2 separate regions of the Homo sapiens genome follow, and region 2 is linked to region 1. Evidence: chromatin loops called from intact Hi-C (ENCODE). Cell type or tissue: K562. All regions are shown on one strand. Each heading gives the region's core, and the rest is flanking DNA. Links, peaks and the distances in the headings are about the cores only. Region 1 has its middle 44 kb from the start of DLK1. Region 2 has its middle 19 kb from the start of LINC00523.

Region 1 (2,903 bases), core at 274-2,773:
TTTTTAAGAGACAGGGTCCCTATGTTGCCCAGGCTGGACTCAAACTCCTGGGCTCAAGCAATCCTCCCACCTCAGCCTCCCAAGTAACTAGGACTACAGTTGCACACCACCTCACCTGGCTGTTGTGGGTCATCTTATCACCCACCCTCCCTGCGACACACACCTCACCAATCATTCTACAGTCAAGTCCCTAACACTTGCTGTTTTCCATGAGGATTCTGGTCATCTTCAAACACGCATACCAACACACACACACACACACACACACACACATCTATCCATCACCACAACATTTTCCTTCTACGTCCCAAATGTTGGGTCTACCAATATTAAGAATCTGCACCCCAAAATATGCCACTCTGGCATGTTGATTATTTTGAGTTAAAGGGACCTGAAAAGCAAGAGGTGCTAGAAGATCCCTCTGATCTTCATTTTCTTTCTCAAAAGCAGGAGACGAAATTCCCATGTGAAAGATGTCCTCCCCATACTGAAAGGAAACTGCCACTCTTATCTCCAAGGACAGGAAGCTGGGGCCAACGGAACTCTGTGCAAACAAACCTCGTTAAACTAATCCTCATCGTCCCAGCCACTTCTCCACCCAGCCAGCCCCCAGCCTGGGCCCCTGGGCCTTGGCCCATTTTCAAGCGTCCTGCTCTTTGTCTCAGGCAGTGCCTACGTGTTCAAACTGTAACTGCGCCTCCGGGCCTTAGGAAGGCTCCCATGCCTGTGAGTCGTGTGGTCTGTCAATTGTGTGCGTTTCTCCTGCTGATCTGTCTTGTATCACTTTAATTCTCACCCAAAAACCCTTGAAGGGGTGGAGGGGAATTTTTGCACCCTCCACCCCAATACTGCCTTCAAACGCGGCAACTCCACAGGGCTGGGCCTGGCCACTCTCAAGTCTAGCGGCTCCTCACTGCCTCCCACCAAACCTCACCCACCCTGGCTGAGCAGCCGCTTCCTGCCACAGCCCAGGCCATGGGGCTCCCTCTTCTCACAGTCCAGCTCCTACCAGCTCTCAGTGCACCTATAAGAACCATCCATCAGAGCTTGTCGCTCCTCTGCTTAAAACCCCAGGAATCAAATCTCAGGTCTGGACAGAGGCTGCCAAGACCCTGTGAGACCTGGCCCCAGGGACTCATCCTAATCTTGCTTTCCTTGCCTGTGCTTCTCAGTGGGCCCCAGGGCTGCCATGGTGACCTTGCTGGGCCATTGCCCAGTCCCCAGACCACTCCTCCCACCTTCCATGTCTGAGAACATAGGCCCTCTTTAGAGGTGCCTGTCCCAACCCCACATCCACTCTGAAGCCCCCTGTTCCTTTCTGTGGGAACTTCTAGAAGGTTCTTTCCTTCTTCTTGCTCTCAGCCACCTCCAGAGCCCCCGTCTGCCCTCTCGTGGTTTTCCCATGGACCTGTGAAGCAAATATACCCCTTGGGGAGCTAAGAGGGTCTCTGAGGAACCTGGACCCCAATGTGAGGGTCCAGCCAGTGAAGGTCCTGGACCCCCACTCTGAAGCTACCTGGGATTAGCATATCCAAAGGTACCAAGGAGAATGGAAATTTCCTCCCCTCTGGAAAATTGGGTGGACTTCCAGAGAAAGTTCTCGGTGAGCTTTTAAAGTGGCTGATTGAGAATTCTATGAAATGTCTGCAGTGTCTCCTGGCAAGCCCAGTCGTGGGTGATTAAAATACGACAACCTCATAACCACCCCCAGAAGCCTTTGCACACCCGCCCTTACAGGGAGGCTTAAGGAAATTAAAGGGCTGAAATGATTGCTTTTTCCCCAGCAAGAAAGATTGGGCCACTTAATGAAGAACTACCCTTAATCTTGGACAAACTAGGTCTAATTTCTTCAAATTATTCCACATTTCACCAATTTCATTTTTCCCTTTTACTCAAGGGTGTCTGGGCAGGCACGCCCTGCACCCTGCAAAAAGCCTGGATGTGAGACTGTCTCATTTTCTTCTACCACACACGGAACATCTCAGCACTGATTATTTTCAACAGGGAGGAAAGTGGGCCTGGGGAGTGGGTCTGGAGAGTGCTCAGGAGGCCTGTCCTCGCGCTGGAGCTCACAACCAGAGCTTCATTAGCACCGATTGATCGCCAGCTGCCTGTCAACAGGAAGGAGGACGTGGCACCTCGCATGCCGGGCACAGTCCAGGCTGACGGGCGGAAAGCATTTGCAAGTCCCCGAAGGGGATGCACGTAAGCAGCTCGTTTGGAAATCTCAGTTACATCTTGCCTCTGTTCTCTAAATGCTTGAAAGAAAGGAAGACAAGCAGTGGCTGAGCATCCACCGAGGGGCCCAGCACGGAAGCCGGGGCGTCACCGTGATCCTGTCACTGCTGCTCCATTTGACCGTTAGGAGAACTGAGGGCCAGAGGGCTGATGCCCAGGAAGTGGCGGGGCTCCAAAGACTGTGTCCTGTTGTGCCACGTGTCTGCCCCAGAGGGACATCCGTCTTCAACTCGATTGTGTGTGCTTTGTGTCTCTACCGTCTGGCGCCCCGTAGGTGCTGGGTAAATGTTGGCCGAGTGAACTCTTCGGGGAAGGAGTGGGGGAAGAACGTTCAAGCTGGAAGAGTCTGCAGTGGCCATGGATGGCTTTGCATACTCAACCTTTGCCCCCTTGGTTCAGCAGGCAGCGCTTCCATCCCAACCCTCCCCCCGATGAGTCCTTGGGGTTTGAGTGGCAGAACCCTATCCCCAGCTGGCCAGAGCACGCCCTGCCCCTGTGCCCACCATGGGAGAGGGTCAGAACCCAAGCCAAGCCAACCACTGTTGATGCTAGGACTTGTGTTGTTATCCCTGGGACACAGATGCGAGTGTCTGTCATCAAACCTTGAGGCTAGAAGGACCTGAGGCCAGAGCTGCTGGGACAGGGAGTGGAGAGGCTCTGCCTGG
Region 2 (2,903 bases), core at 185-2,684, 94 kb after region 1:
AGAAAATATATTTCCCAGGATTCTGTAGACCAGAGTGGGGTGAAAGACAGCTTTGTGCTAGAGGCATGCGGCCAATGAGTGGGTACTGGAAGTTGGACCCCGCTGTCTCCACTGGGGGCTGCACCCGCCGTGCTCTGGGCTGGGCCGCTTACAGGCACTTCCTCCAGGCTAGGCATGACCTTGACATTGCCTGGAGTTTCCGGTTCTGGGGGAAGGAAGGGGCCTCTCAAACGGCCAGGCCAGGCAGAAGCACAGGCTTGGGCTTCTGTGTCAGGGAGGTGGGAGCTGTGCTGCTGCGCTCCCCGGGGCACCCAGCACCAGCAGCATGCCCGGTGGAAGGAGTATGGGCTTCACAACTTCCAAGCCCTCCGGGGCAGGTTCCAGGTGGACACCACAGCTGTCAGCCTGGGTTGCCCCCTGGCGTGAGGCTCACAGGTTCTGTGGATGTCATCAGACTGGCAGAGTTAGTGCTCCTCAAGAAATGGAGGCTGTCACCTCACCCAGTGGGGCGGCAAGAGCTCCAGGAAGCCACCATGTGGATAAGGGTGGGCGCAGAGCAGGCTTGAGGAGGGAGGCTGGGCTGGGTCTTCACCCTAGCGTCTGTTTTGACACTGGAGCCTCGAGCGGAATTCTGTACTCTAGACAATAAATTTCCACACACATAAGCAGAGAGCAGCGTTTCTGCTTCCAGCTGCCTCGTCTCCTAGAATAGCTCTTTTTTTTTTTTTTAAGAGGGAGTTTCACTCTTGTTGCCCAGGCTGAAGTGCAGTGGCGCGATCTTGGCTTACCTCAACCTCCACCTCCTGGGTTCAAGCGATTCTCCTGCCTCAGCCTCCCGAGTAGCTGGGATTACAGGCACCTGCCCCCATGCCCAGCTACTTTTGTATTTTTAGTAGAGACAGGGTTTCTCCATGTTAGTCAGGCTGGTCTCCGACTCCCGACCTCAGGTGATCCACCCGCCTCAGCCTCCCAAAGTGCTGGGATTACAGGCATGAGCCACCGCACCCAGCCAAATAGCTGTCTTTTAATTACACAGAAAGATCACCAGGAAAAAAGGGAAGAAAACAAGCCAGAGTCACTAGAAACTCATCTCCATGCCTAGAACCTCACAACAAAGTAGCTGAGAGGCCAGGCAGGTCCAGGCGGGCGCTCCAGCCAGGCAGGAGCTTGAGGGGCGGGGTGTGGGGGCCACAGTCACGGTACCTCCACCCGCAGGGTGGGTTGATAGATTGTGGGGACTGTGAGCACCTTCCTTCCATATGGCTGAGCACCCATATGGGACTTGGCACTGGGAACAGCAAGCCAGCAGCTCCAGCACCCTGTAAAGTCCAGGGGAGGGGGGCACATTTGAACCCATTAATCACACAAATTTTGCATCGCAGTGTGAGATGCAGGTGAGTGCTGCAGGCCTGGAGTAGGGGAGTGTCTCCGTCAGAGAAACCATGGAAGGCTTCCCAGAGGAAGCAGCGCTGGAGCTTTGAGGAAAAGTGGGGAGTAACCAGGGAGCCTCTTCAGAGTCCAAGTCACTCTTCAGAATGACCCGGGCGCAAAAGACTACACCCAAAGAAAAGCTGGCTGCGTTCCCAGCCAGCTGAACTGCGGGCCGCCTGCCTCCTCATCTGCGTTCCTGCCTCCCCACCTTTGTTTAGGCCATTCCCCCACCCAGAATGCCTTTCCAGGACAGAGCTTCTCCAACCTTAGTTCTGACTTTCTAAGTCACAGAGAACCACAGAGAGGCCTCCTCCAGGGACACCACCTGAGCCTCAGCACTTTGTAGCTGCCTCTTCATCTCAGGCCAGTGTGAGCCGGGGTGAGGGCTCCAGCCCCCTTGGAGCGCCCGGCATCAACCCCGTGTGCCGGGCAAGCTCCAGAAGTGTGTTGGAAGGCAGGGTCGATATTGCCGGCTTTGGGGGGATGAGTCGATAACGATTGAAAGTGAGCAAAATATTCTCCTTTCTCTCCCTGTAAGGGGAATTTGAAAATCGGATTTACTGGTTAAATTAACAGAATGTGCATTCTCAGTTCAGCCCCACCCCTGGGACTAGTCACTTACTTAAAAATACATATTAAAAATACAGTGAATCATCTCCACTATGTAAAAACAACAAAACGTGCATGCACCTAGCCATGGGGCAAAACCCATAACAAAAACCCCCACCCTGGTCATTGGCCTGTGGCAGGGCCTTATGGGGTCTCAATTTCCTTCTTTGTGTTCATGTATTTCCCACCTATTTCACAGTGAACTGATTCCTTTTAAGGTAAAGAGAAAAGATAACATTTTAAAATAAAAGAATAAGGTATCAATATCATTAATTGCAGTTTTAATGGTAAGAAGTGCCCCCAGCTCATTTCTCCATCCCCACTTTGAAAGTGACAGGGTCTCAGGCAGCCCTGTTTCCAGGCAGACGTTTCTGCACATGGACGCACACACGCAGGCAGGACGTTTGGTCTCCTGCTCTGTTCACTTAACATTAAAGATAAGCATCTCTCCCCAACAAGACTTCATAATTACGGTGGTTAGGGGCTGCAGCATCTTCCTCCCAGCAGCCCGGATTCTCGCTTTAAATTTGGTGGGGAGAGTGGCCGCCTGCAGAGCTATTAGCGGGGAGTGATTGATGGTTCAGTTGGAGCAAGGCTAGCTCAGCTGCACACCCCCGGGAGAGCGTGTTGGCCTTATTAATCCTGTGTACCTGTCTGGCCTGGGAAACGACTGTGTCGTGTGCCCCCAGAAAAAGTCCTGAGCTGGCCTTCTGGCTGCCCGTGCAGCCCCCCAAACCCAGTGGGGAGCATCTCAGAGCCCAGCCAGGGTCCCAGCCGGAGGACCACAGGTTGCTTGCTGTCACACTCATTTTGCTCCCTGGCGTTCAAAGTCCTTTGCACATCTCAAGCTGGGTCCCTTGTTT

Evidence for each region. A loop is a pair of places that touch in the nucleus more often than their neighbours do. Peaks named below come from ENCODE experiments on the same cell type or tissue, not always from the same donor. Only the 100,000 strongest peaks of a DNase experiment are listed, where the experiment ranks them.
Region 2: a loop joins it to region 1, with 5 times the contacts of the local background. A loop is called at or near these places in 1 of 110 quality-filtered maps.

Annotation. Positions count from the first base shown.
Region 1 is chr14:100,769,036-100,771,938 of GRCh38, reverse strand. No RefSeq gene overlaps it. Among named protein-coding and RNA genes, the nearest start is that of DLK1, 44 kb to the right of the region's middle. RefSeq lists an enhancer at 453-747. In K562, for the core only: a CTCF peak has its summit at 1,383 (motif pointing left); DNase peaks (open chromatin) are centred at 578 and 1,228; H3K4me3 peaks cover 643 bases.
Region 2 is chr14:100,675,028-100,677,930 of GRCh38, reverse strand. No RefSeq gene overlaps it. Among named protein-coding and RNA genes, the nearest start is that of LINC00523, 19 kb to the right of the region's middle. In K562, for the core only: no CTCF peak of the experiment used is centred there; a DNase peak (open chromatin) is centred at 1,620; H3K4me3 peaks cover 223 bases.